2 separate regions of the Homo sapiens genome follow, and region 2 is linked to region 1. The links are chromatin loops, found by intact Hi-C in ENCODE. Cell type or tissue: thyroid gland. All regions are shown on one strand. Each heading gives the region's core, and the rest is flanking DNA. Links, peaks and the distances in the headings are about the cores only.

Region 1 (8,358 bases), core at 1,348-6,347:
CAAATAATCTTTAATCTCTTCTTTTCTACAGAGCTCAATAACTATTGACTTGCCCTCTCAGTTGATTGGAAAGGGCCCTCTGTTGTGAACTGAGTGTAGCTAGGGTGTGTACTTCATGCCTTCCGAATGGCAGCTCCATCACTAAAGCATCCCAGTTGCACAGTAACCAATTCCAGGGAACCCCAAATACTTTCATAAAGTTAGTAGCAAGAGGAGTTTCTTGAGATTTCTAGGCATTGTCAAAATACTGATGATTGGTCATTTAAGACTGGTATATTTTTTAGGTAGTTATTGACCACTCTATGGGTAGTACTGTGGATAGTACTGTGGTACTATGGTCACATTTGTTCTCTCTTTCTCTCTCTTTCATTTGTACAGTTCCTACTTTAGACTCTGTATATGCTCATGACTGTGCAGTCCATTGTAAATACTCAATACATATTTACTAAGTGAACAAATATGTATGTCTGCAATGACAGGGAACACATTTCCATCTTTTTATATTCCCTGAATTTCTTAGCTTAATGCACTGCTTATAAGAGACGCTTAGTTAATGCATGTAGGTGAAGAAAAAAAGAATGAAAATTGGCACATTCCAGAGTGCTTTGATGGTTTATTTGGTAAAACAAAAAAACAAACAAAACAAAAAAAACAGCCATTCCTCAAAGACTCAGAACTAACAATAACAACTCAGGCTCCATCAGTCTGAATGTGCTAATGCACATGAGAGTACTTGGTAAGCTTTAAAGTGGTATTATTGTTGTTGTAAAAGACAACTCCAGGCTCACCCAACTAAAATAGCTTACATCTGTAGAGCCCTTTACCAATTACAAAGCACTTTTTTTTTTTGAGACACAATCCTCCTCTGTTGGGGTACAGTGCAGTGGCTGGTTCATGGCTCACTGCAGCCTCAGTCTCCCAGGCTCAAGAGATCCTCCCACCCCAGCTTCCCAAGTAGCTGTGACTACAGGCATGCGCCACCTCACCAGGCTAATTTAATTTTTTTTTTTTTTTTTTTTTGAGAGACAGAGTCTCACTTTGTTGCCGAGGCTGCTCTTGAACTCCTGGGCTCAAGTGATCTTCTGCTTCAGACTCCCAAAATGTTGGGATTACAGGCATGAGCCACTGTGCCCGACCCAAAGCACTTTCATGTATAGTGTCTTTATCATTTTCTCACAACCTCATGGTGGTGGTATTTTTGTTTTCTCCATTTTATAGATGAAGGAGCTCCTTTTTTGAGAAAAAATAAGTCATTCAAGGTCACATATTTAATAGTGAAGTCAAAGTTCAAGCTCTGGTTTTCTGAACCTAAGCCTGAGTTCCTTCCTCCACACTAGAACTAATACCCAAGGGTAATAATTTTTCATTGTAAGGAGTAATGATGCTTCTCAACTTACTTAAAGCATAAAGAAAGAATCAGGTACTCTTTTGCTTTCCTGGAAAAGAAATTAACCACCCTCTAAGTGTTGGAGTTGTGCATAAGCCCCAGGCTAGGCAGGGAGGTCTCTATTGAGATCTGAGGGATTAGGGAACTCAGGAGTGTGAGAATTTATGTCACTTACATGAATGACTTTGTAGGTGTAGCTTTCAAAATGGGTTTCTATGCCACTTAGAAAATGGCCCAATAGGAGCTTTGCTGCCAGGTGGACACAGCTCTACTGTCCAGCCTATAAGGGGTAGGCACTTTAGCAACAACCCTATCATTGAAGAGTTTTTTAGAGCCCCTTCCCCCTTTTTAACTAATCACAAGGTCTAGTGTCAGAGCTGTTTAGTAATTTGCCTAAGGACACAACTCTAGTAAGAAGCAGAGCTAGCATTTCTACTGATTTCATTAATTTTTTCACTTTTTAAGGGTCAAAGATTATATAGAACCAATTATTTATTATTAATCGGGAAAAAAAATCCAGAGTTCAATTTTAGAGCAAGTTTTTTTTTTTTTTTTTTTTTTTTTTTTTTGAGATGGAGTCTCGCTCTGTTGCCCAGAGACTGGAGTGCAGTGGCGGGATATCGGCTCACTGCAAGCTCCGCCTCCCGGGTTCACGCCATTCTCCTCTCTCAGCCTCCCGAGTAGCTGGGACTACAGGCGCCCGCCACCACGCCCAGCTATTTTTTTTTGTATTTTTAGTAGAGACGGGGTTTCACCGTGTTATCCAGGATGGTCTCGATCTACTGACCTCGTGATCCGCCCACCTCGGCCTCCCAAAGTGCTGGGATTACAGGCGTGAGCCACCGCGCCCGGCCTTAGAGCAAGTTTTTAAATAAATGAACTTTATATTGCTTTTCTTTTATTACCAATCTTTACGTTTTCCTTTATTAATTAACTCTGAATATTGTCTTGAATGTAACACTGTTCATGAACTTTTATCTTCAATTTAAGCTTATTTGAGAGTTGGATACCATGGGATATGAATCAATCAATACAGAAGCAAAGCTACATTTTAACCCTAGAAATGTAATTTATGCAGTCTTGGCTGTCTATGCAAGCCATAAGAAGGTCTCAATTCACATTTTCAGCCTTTATGATTTGGGATAGAAAGAAGTTGTTTTTAAGCAATATGATTAAGCCCTGTTACTCTTTGTCTTAGCCATGCTGACAGGTAGCAACATGGAGAAAAATATATATTCTATATCCATTCAACGAATCAAACACCTACAATATTGAGACACACTACTCGAGACACAGAATACATCAGTGAACAAAACAAAGACTTTGTTCTCGTGAAACTCATTCTGATAGATAAATAGTTAAAATATATGTACATATATGTGTCTTAATATGTGTGTGTATATGAATATATAAGAGGTAGTAAATGCCATAAAAGTAAGTAAGGGTGATGTTATGTGGGTGTTTTATCAAGGATGGTCATAAAGGACTTCTTTGAGAGCCACAGAAATTTGGCTTCATCTGAGGGTAGCATCCTTCCCTCCTTCCCATCAGATAAGCTCCCTGTATGGTTGCCTACTTCAGCAGATGAAGTCAGTCCCAGGGTAGATGGACATCTCTGCTATGTGAGCAAGTCATTAGAAATAAATTGTTGCTGAAGGTAGAAATCATCATGTAGGGCAGGGGTCCCCAACCCCCAGGCCACGGACCAGTAGCAGTTTGTGGCCTATTAGGAACTGGGCCACACAGCAGGAGGTGAATGGCAGATTAGCAAGTGAAGTTTCATCTGTGTTTACAGCTGCTCCCCATCACTTGCACCCCTGCCTGAGCCCCACCTCCTGTCAGATCAGCAGCAACATTAGGTTCTCATGGAAGCTGGAACCCTATTGTGAACTGAGCATGCAAGGGATCTAGGTTCCATGCTCCTTATGAGAACCTGATGCCTGATGATCGTCACTGTCTCCTATCAACTTCAGATGGGATTATCTAGTTGCAGAAAAGCAAGTTTAGGGCTCCCATTGATTCTACATTATGGTGAGTTGTATAATTATTTCATTATATAGTGCAATGTAATAATAATAGAAATAAGGGACTCAATAAATGCAACACACTTGAATCATCCTGAAACCATCCCCACCTGGCCCAATCTGTGGAAAAAATTGTCTTCCACGAAACCAGTCCCCTGTGCCAAAACAGTTGAGGGACAGCTGATGTAAGGAACGGCAAGAAGAATCATAAGAAGTATGGATAGAATGTGATGCACAAGCATGCTGATAAACATTCTCTTGGTTGTGTCAAGCTGCCCTTTCTGTTGATCATAAATGTTTTAGGTTCAGAACTAATTTGACCCTTTCCCTGTTTGGGAAAAAGAAAAGTTAGTTTCTCTTTCTTCTGAAGGTCTTGATTATCACAGGAGCGATGACCTAATTAAAATTGGATTCCAGCATGTAGACTGTCTCTGAATGTTTGCTATCTCTATGGCAGCTCTTGAGGATATTCATTACTCAATCTCATATTTCAAAAACTTCTTTTATCAAGACTAATGAGTCTTTATCATTCATCTCTAAAGTGAGTGGCTACACACATTTAATATTTTATGCAGCTCTTTTATGTGGATGTGAACAGAATTAGAGCCAATATAACCATTTAGTACCCTTTTCTATATGTGATAATTTATCATGGCTATCTGCCCAGCCAGGTAGATTTCCTTGTTTCTAGTTCACTTCTACCTAACGTGATTTTAAATCTTTTTGAAAACAAGGAGAAGTGTGCACAGGGGGCACCTTGTGGCAGGAACTGGAAATAGTGATGTGTTTGAAGGAAAGGGGAAGGCTGGAATTGGATCTCAGAAGAGAGGGAAAGATGAGAGTCTAGCTCACAACTGTTGGAAGGTTGTGGGGTTGGGGAGCTGGGGGGTCAGGCTCTTTTTACAGTTGCTGAAATTCAGTCATTAAACTGAGCTGTTCAGGAGAGGAACTCAAACTGGCTGTAAGAAGTGTTTAATTTTTTTTTTTATTATTATCCTTTAAGTTCTGGGATACATGTGCAGAACATGCAGGTTTGTTGCGTAGGTATACATGTGCCATGGTGGTTTGCTGCACCCTTCAACCTGTCATCTACATTAGGTATTTGTCCTAATGCTATCCCTCCCCTTGCCCCCTACCCCCGACGGGCCCCGGTGTGTGATGTTCCCCTCCCTGTGCCCATGTGTTCTCATTGTTCAACTCCCACTTATGAGTGAGAACATGGGGTGTTCGGTTTTCTGTTTCTGTGTTAGTTTACTGAGAATGATGGTTTGCAGCTTCATCCATGTTCCTGCAAAGGACATAAACTCGTTCTTTCTTTTTATGGCTGCCGAGAAGTGATTTTTTCAAAGCAAGATTGAGTTGATTAGTCACATCTAGGGCATGAATGTGATATTTGTCTTCTGTGTTCTTAATTCCTTTTGTTCCAAGGTGGTTGGTGCCTTTATGAGTACCTACAGCTCCCCCGCCACAACCAATTGCTGCTCATTTCCCCCTCCATCCTTTCCCATGGCATTCTACTCAGACTTACGTTGTGCCCCCACTATAATCAGGTGCTTCCTGACTCCATTCCCAGCTAACTTGGCATATTGCATCATGCACAGTGTTCTGCATACAGTAGGTGTGCAAAATATATTTCTTGAATAAATGTGTTCATAGCTTAATATGTAACTCCTACCAAGCACCACAGGTATTGCAAAAGGCTTCTCAGAAATGTGCTTTGGCATGAACTAATGGTAGAGATTTCAAGGTCCTTAGAGATATGGGGAAGTGATATATTTATAAAGCTGAACCTTGATGAAGTTCTTTTGCCCGATCAATTCCTTTGGGCAGAGATTCTGAAATGAATAGTGAGACTGAAGGTCATCCTCTGCATATCTACTCAGAATCTGGCCCAGGTGTTGTATTAATAATTTTCCTTTCATTAACACTGTCCCCACATGAATACTTCCAGGGCTGACCTTCTTGAATCAAGAGACAGGATGGTTTGTGGAATGAGAAACAGATGTACAGTCAGGAGTCTCTAATTCACCTTCCAGCTTTGGCCCTTTCCAGCACTACAATATTGGGCAAGTCTCTTCATTTCTCTCAGCTTCCATTTTCTCCTTATAAAATGGTAACTCTATACCCTGACGTACCTACAATGAATTTGAAGGACCATTTGCAATAATGGATGAAAATATTCTTTGTAAACTGTGAAGTGTAAACAAAGGCATAAAGACGTGTTTAATGCTAACATTTGGATTTTCTGTTTAAATACCAGATCAGCTGCTTTCTGCTACACAAATGTTAACTGATCTGATGATCTTTATTAGACATTAATAGTAGAATTGTGTTGAATTTACTTATCTGTGTGGTTGTTGAGTGCCTACCCAATGACAAGTTGTGTGCTAAGTGCTATGTATAAATCTATAGATGGTGGGGAAAAAACCATTATTTCTTCTCTTGGTGAATTTACAGAGGAAGAAAGGTATTAGGTAAGCCTAATGACTATATAATTATAACTGTAAAATTAAACGTATGTTTTAATAGTTATATTAAATGTATGTTATAATAGTTGCCATGAAGGAAACAAACGGTGTGGGAGAGAGATACAGAGTTAGTGAAAACAGAAAGTCGTGAAATGAGCAGTGGTAAGCTGGCAAGCCAGGGCAGGAATCAGGAGCAATGCAGGGGGAAAAGCACATGGAAAAAGCCCCATGAATTCAGGAAACATAAAGGGGGCCAATGTGGCTATGAGTGAGGTGCGTAGTGCAAGTGCTTTGAGTGGCTCAAATAGTGAGTAGAAGGATCTGAGGGCACAGTGGTAGGCAGCAGTTACATTGTGAGCCTCATTTAAGATGCTCAATCTCATTATAAGCTAAATGCAAAGTCATTGAAGTGTATGGAAGCATGAGACCACTATGACCACTAGATTTGTGTTAAAAAGGACAAAATATTATGCTCTCTGGATGCTGTGTGACCAGATGAGAGGTGGACCTATGTGAAAACACGTAGACCAGCTAAGAGGTTATTGCAGTCATCCAGGCAAGAAATGTGGATGGCTGCGGTTGGCCTTGCTACTGTTTACCATGTATCTCTAGCGCTCCTTTTTCTGGGGGCACTGTAGGATTTAATCCCTCAGCTCCTTTTAAGGGTAGGCATGAACCTTTCAAAACTGACTTTGGTCAATGAAACTGAGAGAAATAACTTGTATTACTTCTGGACAGAACATTTAAGAACAAATGAGTGATTTGCTGTGTTCCCTAGCTTCTCTCTTGGTGTGCATGGAAACACATGCGCACGTGAAGCCTCCATCAACGCAAGCCCCTGAGTGGCTATGATGAACAGTTCCTCCGCTGGCCAGCATTAGATATGGCATAAGAAGGGAGTACACCTTTGTTGTGTGCTGACCACTGAAATTTTGAGGTTGTTTGTTATTGCAGAGCATAAAATTATATTAATTGATACTGTGCTCATATATAGGCATCATAATTAATTTAAAAATAAACTCCATTTTTACACATATGAGGATACTATAACAATACTATGATGAATGATAGTATAATTTTTAACCATTTATAGCCCTTTTTATAGCACTTAGCACTTCTGAATTCTGTTGGTAGAACTATAGCTCATCACTGTTGCCCCTACATCTTGATTCAGAGCAATAATCTTGTGATATTAGTTGGTGAAAGATATCAATATCCTGGTCTTTCTAGAAAGATTTTTTTGGAACTTTTGTAATTGCTTTAGTTACTTCCTTTACTCATTATTATTTATATGTCATTCAACGAAGAGAGAGAGCTAAAAAGCTAAACATATGAGAAGTTTGAAATGTTTTAGTTTCTAACTTGTTTTTTAAAGTGGGGGTAAATCTGTGTGTTTTTCTATGTGAATATTATTAAGACGCTGGTCAGGTGACTTTCTAGCCCTGTGTCATACTACTCAACCCCTAGGCAACAAGTATAATTTGGGGCACTCAAATATCTGTTCTTAGTTTTATGTGGTAATACAGTGTGTATATATATAGAGAGAGAGTGTGAGTGTGTGTGTGTGTATGTATACATATACATATATGTACTTAAGAAAGCCAAGTCTTCTCTGCCACCTGCATGCCTATTTCTTACCCACTTACCATGCTATAGGAGAGAGTAGGCTATATATTTAAAGCATTGGCCTATTCCCTGACAACCTGCATTCTGTAGTTTCAATGACTTGTAGGTTGCAGGAAGAATGGGAAGAGTTAATTGCCAACTTTATTTTGTTAGGAGAGGCAGATTTCATTTCACATTGATTTTCTGCATTCTCTGTGCCAATTTGTGACAGCTTGTTTCGCAGCTCCACATTTGTTTAAAGCTCTCTAACAGGCTGAATTTTATTATTTTTTTCATGCTGTTTTTTTCTTTTGCTTTTCCTTTTTTTCTTTCTTTTTTCTTTTTTTTTTTTTTTTTGTTTAAACTTAGGAGAACATGGCTTTGCACATGGTCGGGAACCCAAATAAGCCTCTCTCTCTGGAGTTGATGATTGGCAGCTCCCCCTGTCGTGCAGATGTGAAACAAGGAAAGCTAATTTTCCCATCGACTTTCTAGTTTCTATTACTATCTGTCATTTCACATTGGTACTCATTACAGCCATCTTCTTGCCAGATGGAAATCTACCTACTCACTGGGTGTCCATTTTCTGCCACTCATGGATCATGACAATGTCAGACAATATGTCAGTAAACTCTTTTCAATATACTTTTTTTTGCATTGGATAGATTGGTGACATTTTATGAAATGCTTGATATTGATGGAAAGTACCTTCATGTCATACATTAGCAAAGTAAAGAAAAGGCCAGGAAGTCCAGGTTTCTTGAGAAAAGTTGCCTATGATATAAGAAGAGATAAGTGGTATTGGCAACACAAATGAATCATTGTGTTGCCATAGTTGTTCTCTGAAAACTGAACTGGACATGACTAATGACCC
Region 2 (8,358 bases), core at 2,061-7,060, 170 kb before region 1:
TGCATTTTTAAAAGTTCTTACTGCAATATTCTGTTTTGGTCATAGATGCTACTGTCTTGAATATACTATTGTATTGTCTCTTAATAGAAGAACTGGAGGGCAGTGATGGTTTGATTGATGCTTTAAATAATAATAATAATGTTATTTTCTAACTTTCACTGAGTGCTAAGCATTTTACATACTAGTTGGATTTCTCACTGAAAGGTGCTCTACTCTTCGCACCTGCGCAAAGATTCTAGCTCTAGGGAACTGAGAAAAACACTTACCAGCAGCAAAGACTCCTGTGGTCTCCTTTTAGTTGGTTCATCCAAGCAGGAGTAAATTGAAGCTGGATGTGACCAGGGTTTAAGGAGCAACCCAGGATTCAGAAAAGTGCTGCAAAATTGATAAATATCCCCAATAGAAAAAGAGCTCTACTAGAAGGCAACTGTACTGTGAGACCGACAAGGTTGCCTTCTTAATTTTCTTACTGCCAAAGTATTCCATTTCCTCTTCTCTTCCCATAAATGTTAATTATCATTTCTTAATGCCAGAGGCAGCATAACATAGTGGTTAAGAGCCTGGATTTTGGTGCCCAGGCAGCTTGAGGTTGAATCTCAACTTTGCTACCACCAGATACATGATCATTAGCAAATTGCTTCCGTGCCTCAGTTTCCTCAACTGTAAAATGGAAAGGATAACAATAGTACTTGCCACATAGAGTTGTTATGATAATTAAATGGGTTGATATATAGAAAGTGCTTAAAACAGTGCCAGACACCCAGTCAGTGCAATAGAAGCCTTAGTAAATATGAGGACCTCTGGGAATACTGGCATGGATAAGACATAAGTGCTTCCTTTAAATAACATATATGATTCTTTCTAATAGTCCTTTTGAAAACTTTTCCCAGTTTATTGATGTTAAAACAGGTTAAAACAAACAAAAATATACAGAAGTCACTTTATAAGAAGAAGTTTTAGCTATTTGTTATAACTGAATCTGAGATAAACCCCTTAAAAGGCTTTGAATTCTAGTAACTATTTGCTTCATTCTGGCTATTGCACAATGGAAGTGATTAATAGATGGTTTCCTCCCCCTATCCCTCACCTTGATTTCAACCTGTGGCTTTTCGGAACCTAGAGTAATATATGATGGATTTAAAAATTAAGAATACAACTTAAATTGTATATCTGATCACTGTGGAATTAGAATAACCTTTTGTGAATATCAGCCTAGAGAGTATTCCCTTTCATGGTGACAGAAAATGGTTATTGAGTATGTCACTGACAATAGGATCATTGAAATTGCTCCAGAAATGAAAACAAGACATTTTGCTTCACACTGTGAGTAGCTGTGTTATGTGGCATTCAAAGGAAATAAGATTGCTAATGGGATGGGAGTCTGTTACTGTGTGACCCATTCAAAAACTGCCCCGTGTGAAGAAATTCATACTTCTCTCCTTTTATTCATCAGTTCCATTCCAGAGAAGAAAGTTATAATAATTTCCTCAGTCAAATTTACAGCAACTTTTTATTCTGAGTAAATCTGATATAATCTGATTAGGAGTTAGTTGTATTGATGAAAATAGAAAGCAACTCATTGAACATAATTTGGTGGCAAAGTTAAGAGACTGTCAGCCGGGCGCGGTGGCTCACACCTGTAATCCCAGCACTTTGGGGGACTGAGGTGGGTGGATTGCCTGAGCTCAGGAGTTTGAGACCAGCCTGGCCAACATGGGGAAATTCCATCTCTACTAAAATTACAAAAATTAGCCGAGTATGGTGACGGGCGCCTGTAGTCCCAGTTACTCGGGAGGCTGAGGCAGGAGAATTGCTTGAACCCGGGAGGTGGAGGTTGCAGTGAGCCGTCATCACGCCACTGCACCCCAGCCTAGGCCACAGAGGGAGACTCTGTCTGGAAAAAAAAAAAAAAAAGAAAAAGAGAGAGAGACTCTCAGGCTGTTTGGCTGTTTTAGACAACATTGTGGACTGTCCAGGTCAACAATGAGAAAATAGAGAAAAGGACAGCTAAGCTCTGGTAGTGGTAACTTTTTTGTAAAGGGGACTCTGGAGCAGCACAGAAATTCTAGTAATTAGACTAAAGGAAATTAGGCATATGGATATTAAAATGTGGCAGAGGCATGGAATTAAAACCAAGGGAATTCTCTTGACTTGGAGAAGAGTTTCAGAGTTCTGAAGCTACCCCAAACAGAGAATGAGCTGGATCACGTTGAAAAGCACATCAAGCACTGGTCAGGCATCAGTGCTAATTTTCTTATGGCTTAAGCACTCATTTACATCAGTTAAAGACATTTTCCTATGGGCATATGCCTGCCAAATTACACAGTAATTCAAATGGAAGGTAGAATCCAGTTTTTACTAATTTTCTTTCTAGTCAACTAGGTGAGATTTTTTTTTCCTTAAATAGAGGGATATCTGTGTGGAGTTGTTCAATTTTGTCAAGCTGCAACAAAATAAAATTTATTAATTCTTATTTGCCCAATAAAAGTATATCTTAGAAAATGAGCAGTTTCACTTGGCTTTTCTGAATAGATGCTCCTCTGGGACAGAGGGGTAATAACGGATAATATAATGTGTGATATTTTCAACAATTTTAGGTCAATTTTGGATGTTCAAATATATAAAATATTTATTTGGAAAGATGTTATTGCTTCACACTTATTGAGGACCTGTCTTATATGAAGTACTTTTCTGTAGGCCTGTTCAGTTAAAATGGGTAGAAAATGTCATATCTGTATGCAAAGAATCAGCATTCTGATTCACCAGCTCTTCACGTTAATGATTTTCTAGTACTTCTCCACAATCTGCCAGGGAAGTGATTAACAATCTGCATATACTTCATTGATTGGAAACTGCAGGCACTTCAAACCTTCCTTCATCTGCACCCTTACATGCAGACCAAAAAAAAAAAAAAGTAATGAAGTGTAATTTTGTTTTCTTACACACCTTGACATCCTTTTGACAGAGTGACCTTCTTTAATAGGCAGATTTAGGTCTAGCCTCAGTTAGTTGCTGAGAGTTGTGTTTACTAGTTTCTGGGCACATGAGTAAATAACAGGCACCCTGACCTTGCTGTGCCCTTTGCTCTTGTGCCTGTTAGGTTCCTCAACATCCACCACATGCAGTGGTGGGCTTTTATATGTCTTCTAGAAATACCTATTGAATACCTAAAGTGTGCCCACGATTGCACAAACCTCCAGTAATTCACCTGTGAACAGAAGCATATGGTCATTGTTGCCATGGAGCATATGGTATAGAAAGAGATTAGAATAGTAAATGGGAAATTTCAATCTAGTGTGATGAGGAAGTGTAAACTGATATGAAGATAGTGAGATAGCTCCTAGTCTGTACTTGGGGTATCAGGTAATTAAAACTGATTTAATATTAATACTTAGAGAGGAGAAAATATTTAAATCTTTTTTGCATTTTTTGACTTTCAGACACTAGCTGGTGGATGGAGTAATAAAAGTTATATCCTAGGAGGCTTAGGAAAACTTTAAGATTATTAACAATCCTTTTATTTCTGATTTAATTAGATTTTTTCCATTGGTAGCTGTGCAAATGATATTATTAATAGTTATGCCAAGAACCAATATCATGTTTTTTTAACTCTTCAGGTTTCTCTCCCATTCAAACCTTTGTCTGTTAATAGTGCTTTAGCCAAATCAGAGTCTAAATGATAACCAAGATAACCAGTAATTGATTTTAAGAGTACTTTATATTTCTAGTCTCCTTTTATAATGATTATCAAAATGGTATATACCATTATTATGATTTTAACTTTAACTAAACATTGCTGATTTACCTTGCTAATCTCATGCACAAATCATTTGCAGCAACTACTACAGTGCTGAACACTCAGGAGGTGCTCAGTAAAAGTTTGTGGAATGTATGGATAAATTAATAATACCACATTTTAAAGCAAGGAAACATGAAGTGTAAAATAAATGAGATTTTCCCGCATTTTACTTTCTAATCACTTTTAATCACGAATATACCCCATGAGTGACAGTAAAATATGGTTGAATACCCTAACAGCATCAAACTCATCTGGATAAAAGCCTTAGTTCGGTTACTTCCTATCAGGGCATACTTGGGCAAGTGTCTTTTCTTCCTAACACATCAGATCACCTCCCTCCACATAAAAGGGGGATGAGGAAGCTTCTCTCATGGCAGCGTTGTGAGAACTAAGCCAAGGTCATGCCACCTTGTTAGCTTTGTTTTCATCAGTAGCCAGGCATTTTGTCTCCCAGCTCTTTTATTTTTTTATTTTTTTTATTTTTTGAGATGGAGTCTGGCTCTTGTTGCCCAGGCTGGAGTACAGTGGCATGACCTTGGCTCATAGCAACCTCCATTTCCTGGGTCCAAGCGATTCTCCTGCCTCAGCCTCCCGTGTAGCTGGGATTACAGGCCCCCGCCACTGCGTCTGGCTAATTTTTGTATTTTTAGTAGAGACAGGGTTTTGCCATGTTGGCCAGGCTGGTCTCAAACTCCTGACCTCAGGTGATCTGCCCGCCTCAGCCTCCCAAAGTGCTAGGATGACAGGCATGAGCCACTGTGCTGGGCCTTTTTTTTTTTTTTTTTTTTTTTTTGAGACGGAGTCTCGCTCTGTCTCGCAGGCTGGAGTGCAATGGCGCGATCTCGGCTCACTGCAACCTCCGCCTCTCGGAATCAAGTGATTCTTCTGCCTCAGCCTCCTGAGTAGCTGGGACTCCAGGCATCCAACACTGCGCCTGGCTAATTTTGTATTTTTAGTAGAGATGGGGTTTCACCATGTTGGTCAGTCTGGTCTCGAGCTCCTGATCTACCTCAGATGATCCACCCGCCTCGGCCTCCCAAAGTGTTGGGATTACAGGCGTGAAACACCGCGCCTGGCCTCTCCCAGCTCTTTTAATTCATCTTACAAATGTTTGGACCCAGCAGGAGAAACTGAGAGCAGATGGACCTGTTAGAGTGATGCTGCCTGCTGCCGAAACAGAAGTGCTGCAGCTACCCACTGGTCTAACTCTGCACTGTTACTACACATACTTCATGGCCCTGGAGACAGAAAAAACATATCACAACTCACATTCCTTTAGTTCCTCTGGTCTGCTCACCTGTCCTGCCCCTTCTTTAGGCACTCATCCATTACATTGCCCTTTTGATGGCTCTTAACAACAGGCCAGCCTCTTTCCCACCTCGAGGGATTTGTCTTACCTCTCCCCCAAACACTCATCCTTCCACTTCTCATTTTTCTGAGACCTACTCATTCTTCAGAGTCAGGCTTCAGTGGGTTTTCCTTGAAAAGGCCTTCTGCTGTCGTCCCAGCTGAAGTAGCCAGTGTTTTCCTAGTGATGTCTATTCAGTACCTTGTTTGTTTCCATCCTCGTACTGTTCACATGTGTAACTATTTGCTTGATTTACTTGTTTATTTTCCCTCTATATATGAACTGTAAGCTTCCTGGGGCAGGAGCTATATTTGTCCTACTCTTTTGTATCCTCAGCACCTAGTATAGTGCCTTATACATAGTAGGAACTCAATAAGTTATTTTTCTCTATTCTCCCCACCTCATGATGATAAATTATAATAATAGAATTTCCTCTCACCATGAAGGCAGCAGGTTATATGTATATTTATGTGTGTGTGTGTGTGTGTGTTTATACATACACACTTACTATATACATGTATGTAGGTGTATATAATAGCTGGCTTCTTATAGAAATGAATGAAAAGGGCCAGGTGCAGTGGCTCACGCCTGTAATCCCAGCACTTTGGGAGGCCGAGGCGGGTGGATCACTAGGTCAGGAGATCGAGACCATCCTGGCTAACACGGTGAAACCCCGTCTCTACTAAAAATATAAAAAATTAGCCGGGCGTGGTGGCGGGCACCTGTAGTCCCAGCTACCTGGGAGGCTGAGGCAGGAGAATGGCATGAACGCAGGAGACGGAGGTTGCAGTGAGCCGAGATCACGCCACTGCACTCCAGCCTGGGCGACAGAGCGAGACTACGTCTCAAAAAAAAAAAAGAAGAAGAAATGAGTGAAAGATAAAAAAGAAAAGGGCAACTTGAACCTTGAGAAAGAGGTTAAGAGATGTGGACAGGAGTGGGCAAAGTCACTTTGCTAAGTCAGATTCCTTAGGTACCTCCGTTGTATGACAGGAATGGTAGATCTATGTAACTGCATTGTAAGACACTGAGTAGCAAATAATACCACATATGTAAAGTGGCCATGTTGCTTATTAGATGTCTGCTATTAAGGCAGATTTTATATTAGCTTGAGTGAACATCTAGAGAATGTCTTAAGGATGCGTAATGAAGAAGAGAGACATTAAATCTGCTTTAGTATTATTATTATTATACTTTAAGTTCTGGGATACATGTGCAGAACGTGCAGGTTTGTTACATAGGTATACACATGCCATGGTGGTTTGCTGCACCCATCATCCCATCACCTACATTAGGTATTTCTCCTAATGTTATGACTCCCCTTGCCCCCCACCCCCTGACAGGCCCCAGTGTGTGATGATCCTTTCTCTGTGTCCATGTGTTCTCATTGTTCAACTCTCACTTATGAGTGAGAACATGCAGTGTTTGGTTTTCTGTTCTTGTGTTAGTTTGCTGAGAATGATGGTTTCCAGCTTCATCCGTGTCCCTGCAAAGGACATGAATTCATCCCTTTTTATGGCTGCATAGTATTCCATGGTGTATATGTGCCACATTTCTTTATCCAGTCTATTATTGATGGGCATTTGGGTTGGTTTGAAGTCTTTGCTATTGTGAACGGTACTGTAATAAACATACGTGTGCATGTGTCTTTAGAGTAGGATGATTTATAATCCTTTGGGTATATACCCAGTAATGGGATTGCTGCGTCAAATGGTATTTCTGGTTCTTGATCCTTGAGGAATCCCCACACTGTCTTCCACAATGGTTGAACTAATTTACACTCCCATCAACAGTGTAAAAGTGTTCCTATTTCTCCACATCCTCCCCAGCACCTGTTGTTTCCTGACTTTTTAATGATTGCCATTCTAACTGGCGTGAGATGGTATCTCATTGTGGTTTTGATTTGCATTTCTCTAATGACCAGTGATGATGAGCTTTTTTTCATATGTTTGTTGACCGCATAAATATCTTCTTTTGAGAAGTGTCTGTTCACCTTTGCCCATTTTTTGATGGGGTTGTTTGTTTTTTTCTTGTGAATTTTTTAAAGTTCTTTGTACATTCTGGGTATTAGCCTTTTGTCAATGGATAGATTGCAAAAATGTTCTCCCATTCTGTAGGTTGCCAGTTCTAACTGCTTTTTTTAGAGAGTTGCAAAAGCATTTATATATCAATGGTCAAAATAAAAAATAAGTATTTTAATGGGCAAATACATTTCTATTATTTAAATTATTATAAGACTAGCGATTAAAGAAAAAGTAATAATGTGGTGTGGGGTATTCAACATTAAAGTAAGATGCATAACAACTATAATCCAAGGGCCTGGAGCAGATAAATGAGGATATGCCATTGTAAGATTCCTATGTGCACAAAGCGGCATAATATCACTTAGAAGTAGACATACACTTCTCAAAAGAAGACATTTATGCCGCCAACAGACACATGAAAAAATGCTCATCATTGCTGGCCATCAGAGAAATGCAAATCAAAACCACAATGAGATACCATCTCACACCAGTTAGAATGGCGATCATTAAAAAGTCAGGAAACGACAGGTGCTGGAGAGGATGTGGAGAAATAGGAACACTTTTACACTGTTGGTGGGACTGTAAACTAGTTCAACCATTGTGGAAGACAGCGTAGCGATTCCTCAAATATCCAGAACTAGAAATACCATTTGACCCAGCCATCCCATTACTGGGTATATACCCAAAGGATTATAAATCATGCTGCTATAAAGACACATGCACACGTATGTTTACTGCGGCGCTGTTCACAATAGCAAAGACTTGGAACCAACCCAAATGTCCAACAATGATAGACTGGATTAAGAAAATGGGGCACATATACAGCATGGAACACTATGCAGCTGTAAAAAAGGATGAGTTCATGTCTTTTGTAGGGACATGGATGAAGCTGGAAACCATCATGCTCAGCAAACTATCGCAAGGACAAAAAAACCAAACACCGCATGTTCTCACTCATAGGTGGGAATTGAACAATGAGAACACTTGGACACAGGAAGGGGAACATCACACACCAGGGTCTGTTGTGGGGTCGGGGGAGCGGGGAGGGATAGCATTAGGAGATATACCTAATGTAAATGACGAGTTAATGGGTGCAGCACACCAACATGGCACATGTATACATATGTAACAAACCTGCACATTGTGCACACGTACCCTAGAACTTAAAGTATAATAAAAATAATATA

What was found. Hi-C counts contacts between places; a loop is a spot of excess contacts. Peaks named below come from ENCODE experiments on the same cell type or tissue, not always from the same donor. Only the 100,000 strongest peaks of a DNase experiment are listed, where the experiment ranks them.
Region 2: it touches region 1 in a loop (4-fold over the local background); 21 of 110 quality-filtered maps call a loop at or near these places.

What each region holds. Positions count from the first base shown.
Region 1 is chr5:144,386,140-144,394,497 of GRCh38, forward strand. All of the region lies in intron 3 of KCTD16 (potassium channel tetramerization domain containing 16), which reads left to right. Among named protein-coding and RNA genes, the nearest start is that of KCTD16, 220 kb to the left of the region's middle. In thyroid gland, for the core only: a CTCF peak has its summit at 4,178; no DNase peak of the experiment used is centred there.
Region 2 is chr5:144,214,947-144,223,304 of GRCh38, forward strand. All of the region lies in intron 3 of KCTD16 (potassium channel tetramerization domain containing 16), which reads left to right. Among named protein-coding and RNA genes, the nearest start is that of KCTD16, 48 kb to the left of the region's middle. In thyroid gland, for the core only: no CTCF peak of the experiment used is centred there; a DNase peak (open chromatin) is centred at 5,155; H3K27ac peaks cover 1,857 bases.